2 separate regions of the Homo sapiens genome follow, and region 2 is linked to region 1. The links are chromatin loops, found by intact Hi-C in ENCODE. Cell type or tissue: heart right ventricle. All regions are shown on one strand.

Evidence for each region. A loop is a pair of places that touch in the nucleus more often than their neighbours do. Peaks named below come from ENCODE experiments on the same cell type or tissue, not always from the same donor. Only the 100,000 strongest peaks of a DNase experiment are listed, where the experiment ranks them.
Region 2: a loop joins it to region 1, with 2.5 times the contacts of the local background. A loop is called at or near these places in 24 of 110 quality-filtered maps.

The regions. Positions count from the first base shown.
Region 1 is chr6:123,315,687-123,318,186 of GRCh38, forward strand. TRDN (triadin) reads right to left here. Exons shown (of 41, transcript NM_006073.4): 24 at 771-809. The region is part of intron 1 of LOC124901393 (a long non-coding RNA gene); the gene reads left to right. Among named protein-coding and RNA genes, the nearest start is that of TRDN-AS1, 120 kb to the right of the region's middle. In heart right ventricle, a CTCF peak has its summit at 1,250 (motif pointing left); no DNase peak of the experiment used is centred here.
Region 2 is chr6:122,953,940-122,956,439 of GRCh38, forward strand. No RefSeq gene overlaps it. Among named protein-coding and RNA genes, the nearest start is that of CLVS2, 41 kb to the right of the region's middle. In heart right ventricle, no CTCF peak of the experiment used is centred here; no DNase peak of the experiment used is centred here.

The DNA.
Region 1 (2,500 bases):
CTCCTTATAAAGATACAAAATACTTGAATTAGGATAAGCCATAGAAAGACTATAATTGAAATTTTCCTTAGGATTTAGTGTCTTCCTTTTCTACATTTTCCCATATTCTATGATATTCATCCACTCAACCTTCATCACTAGCCTTGAGTGCCCAGCTAATCTCTTGACTTCTTCCCTTGCAAAACCTGTTTTTAGAAAGTCTATTTTAAAAGTATTTCAGCTTTCAAATTAATGGCCAATAGGTCAATGGATTACTTCTCCATAAAATATTTGCACATTTAATTGTGTGAAAGAAAAGTGTTTAATCTGTTAGGTTGAACCATGTGGGACTCCTTTTTTGGAGATCAAAATGGTTGAAAGTAGGTAAATACAGGTTCATAAAACTCAATCCATGATAATAATAAATTTTAGGCATTTGACATGCTCTGTATGGAGCCTCTGACATTTAAGGTGCCCTCTTAGCATTTCATAAACAGTGTTCAATTGCCCAGTAAATAAACAAAGAGCAGCGTATGTGCTAATGGTTCTAGTGCTTTGATAAACTTACCCAAAATCTGCTACCAGAAAGCAAGGAATTTTTGTTAACTTTAGCATACATTTAGTTTTATTGCTTATTACTTGTAAAATATATGGCACATAGCATCAGTATTTTTTTAATGTTTTGGATGTCTAAATATTTTATCCAGCCAGGATTGTAAAACTGTAAAACTAGCTTTCTTCCAACCAAACAGAACATCTCCTTGTATGTAAATCTTACAAAATATCCTTACCTGCTTTGGACATCTTTTCATCTTTTTTAGTTTCAGGTTCTGGGGCAAAACGTACACATAAACACGTACAAACAAAAGGGAAAAAAATAACATTTGAAAAATAGTCAGTACAAAGTGGATTAATAGGTAGGCTTCACTGATTTTTCTTGTCTGTTTTCAATTTCAATTATAGTTATATACTGTTATCAAAATATTAATGGAATATGTATCTTTGGTAAATTATAAAGTAACTTAAGCAAAAATACTTTGATTTTAAAATCCAGTTTGCAAAAAAGTTTCATGCTAATCAAGTAATTTGGCTTCTTGTCTTTAATAAAAGCCAGGACTTATAATTTATGCATTCTGAAAATATTGCAAATTAAAAAATTAATAAAAATTGCTCAGAAGAAAAACGTCATAAATTTTCCTAATTTGACCAACTTAAGCAATTTTGTCTTTGACTACCATACATTTAATTCATGGGGCTCCACCTAGTGGTTAATATAATTATTGTTTTCCTAGTATTTCCGTTAGTATCAATTTTATAAAATAAATCAATTTTACCTAAATTTAATATAATAATATAGACAATTGTGACATAAAGTATCTTGTTCTCTTATTGTCCTAGGACAATGTCTTTTGTCCAGAAATTCTGCATTCTAAAAACACCAGTATAGAATAAATTCATACCTTTTTTAAACTATTCAAGTAATACTCATAGCACAACCCTAATCAATAAGATAGTTGACTATATTTTCATGTTTCCAGTCTATCCTTTTATCTAACCAACTTTCCTAGGCTTTATAATTATCTGTTCTTGGTATAGAGTCTTCTTTTGATTAATGGAAGAGTCCAGGTACATTACAGTTTTCCTCCCTCCAAACAGCAGAAAAAACTGACTTCATAGTTGGAATACCTACTGAGCATAAACTATGTATAAGGGATAATGCTACCAGCTTTATTTGGGTTTTAGTCTAGCAGTGTCTCATTTTCTGTAGTTATAATTTTAAAAACTAATTTGTTTAACTGCAGAATTTTATATAATAAAGAATGTCATAGACTTTTACACACTACTTCCGATAATACTTGAGTGCACCTTCTGTAAAAAGTAGTATCAGTGCTATTAATGCACTCTGACACTCTTTGGCACATATTTCTCCCCCTTTTTGACACATTCACTTAGCTTGGTAGATACACCCTATTTTAATGTTTTCTATGTGCCACAGTATTATAGAAAATTTTGTTATTGTCTGTAATCACTCTTTAGATTTTAAGCTCCATTAGTGCAAGAACTGTGTTTTGTTTATTACTCAAATATCAGCACTGGGTGAAATATCTGATATGTGGTATATGATCAACAAATATTGTTGAAGGAATGAATGAGTGAAATAAATGGAATATATAGAATGACTAAAGGCTCCCTGTTGGGTATCTGAAGTCCTAGAAGAAGTTGATTCATCTTATGACTCTGCAACTAGAGATAAAAATTCAATGTCACATAGCTGTTGCATTTATATTTTATTTTAGAAACTTAAAAAAATAAGTGATGTCTTTATGTGTCCAATGATAGCAAATATGGCCTGCAACAATTCAATGATACCTTCAATTATTGGGTTTCCTGGTGCTATGTTTTGTCTCAGTCAGTTTAGGCTAAAGTTAATTCCTATCTAATTACTTAGTCTACAATACACAATTCTCTCTTTTGATGGTGAGTTCTGATGAGATTTTGGCTTCACTGGAAAGGAAACAAC
Region 2 (2,500 bases), 360 kb before region 1:
TGTGAGGAAACAATGAGTGAGAGTCCCTGGGGATTCACACTTCTTCCATGGATCTTTGCAATCTAGGCTCAGGAGATCCCCCATGAGTCACCCTACCTCCACTAGGGCCTCAGCTCATCCAGAAAAGAAGTCAATTGACTGTAATCAAATTACACCACTGTTAAAGAAACATCAGCCCACACAGATCAGAAAGAACCAGCACAAGAACATTGGCAGTTCAGTAAGCCAGAGTGTTTTCTTTCCTCCAAATGACCATACCATTTCCATAACAAGGGCTCTTAACCAGGATGAAATGGCTGAAATGATAGATACAAAATTCAGAATATGTATAGGAAGATCATCGACTTTTGGAAGAAAGTAGAAATCCAATACAAAGAAACTAAGGATTACAATAAAATAATACAAGAGCTGAAAGACAAAATGGCCATTATAAAAAATAACCAAACTGATCTGATAGAGCTGAAAAACACACAACAAGGATTTCATAATACAGTCACAAGTTTTAACAGCAGAATAGACTAAGCTGAGGAAAATCTCAGATTCTGAAGATTGGTTCTTTGAACTAACTCAGTCAGACAAAAATAAAGAAAAAATTTAAAAAGAATAAAAAAATTCCAAGAAATATGGAATTATGTAAAAAGACCAAATATATGATTCATTGACATCCCCAAAAAAGAGGGAGAGTAAACAAGCATCTTAGAAAACATATTTGAGGTTATGGTCCATGAAAATTTCTCTAGCCTCACTGGAGAGGCCAACATTCAAATTCAGAAAATGCAGAGAACCCCTGTGAAATACTATGTAAGATAACTATCCCCAAGACACAATCATTAGATTCTCCAAGGTCAATATGAAAGAAAAATATTAAAGGCAGCTAGAGAAAAGGGGCAGGTCACCTACAGAGGGAAATCCATCAAGCTAATAGCAGAACTTTCAGCAGAAATCTAAAATGCTGGAAGAGAGTGGGGTTCTATATTAGGCATTTTTAAAGAAAAGAAATTCCAACCAAGGATTTCATATCCAGCCAAACTAGCTTCATAAGTAAAGGAGAAATAAGATCCTTTTCAGACAAGCAGATGCTAAGGAAATTTGTTACCATCAGACCTGCCTTACAAGAAGTACTTAAGGAGGTGCTAAATATGGAAATGAAAGACCATTACCAGCTACCACAAAAACATATTTAAGTATATAGTCCATTGACACTATAAAGCAACCACACTATCAAATCCACATAATAAGCTAACAACATGATGACACGATCAAATTTGCATATATCAATATTAACCTTAAATATAAATGGGCTAAATGCCCTCAAATAAAAGGCATAGAATGGCAAGTTAGACAAAGAAGAAAGACCCAACTGTATGCTGTCTTCTAGAGACCCATCTCACATGCGATGACACCCATAGATTCAAAGTAAAGGGATGAAGAAAAATATACCAAGCAAATGGAAAAGAGAAAAAAGGAGAGGTTGCTATTCTATTTCCAGACAAAACAGACTTTAAATCAACAACCATCAAAAAAGACAAGGAAGGGCATTACATGATGGTAAAGGGTTAAATTCAGCACAAAGACTTGACCATCCTTAATATTTATGCACCCAACACAGAGGCATCCAAATTCATGAAGCAAGTTCTTAGAGACCTATGGAGAGACTTAGATAACTACACAATAATAGTAAGAGACCTCAATACCCTACTGACAGTATTAGAAACATCATCGATGCAGAAAATTAACAAAGATATTTAGGACCTGAACTGAACACTTGACTAGATGGGCCTAACATATATCTACAGAACTCTCCACCAAAGAACAACAAAATCCTATATTCTTCTCATTTGCACCTGGAACATACTCTAAAATCAACCACAAAATTGGTCATAAAAGAAACATCAGCAAATAAAAAAAAGAAAGAAAAGATACCAGACACGATTTCAGGCCACAATATAGTAAAAATAAAAATTAATGCTAAGAAAATTGCTAAGAGAGGAAAAAAAAAGTGGTGGCTAAGAGGAAGGACTAACTTGCAACTCCCTTTTGGAAGGACAGAGTAGTGTGTGGAGGCTCACATCATGAACTTTTGCTCCTGCAATTACTGCAGGAATATACCAGGAAAGCAGAGGGAATCCACAGACCCTTCGAAGGAGGTGAAATGCTGCTGCAGGCACCATAGGATAGTCAAAGAACTGTGAATTGGCTTGCTTTCTCAGCTGGGAGGCTGTAACCTGGGGCACGTTCCTCACCTCTGCTCACTGACTGCCTGGAAATAAACTCAGTGTTGTTGGGGGTGTACAATGGGAGTGAGACTGGTCTTTTGGGCTGTGGGCTGCCTGGGACATGGGTGAGGCCGGTGGCTGCCAGCTTTCCCCCACTTCACTGGTGATCTGTGTGACAGAGCAGAGGCAGCCAGAATTTCACTGGGAACATAACTCCTTTGACCTGGGAACCACCTGCCCATCCCCCACAGCAGCTGCATCAAGCCCTGCCCAAGAAAAATCTG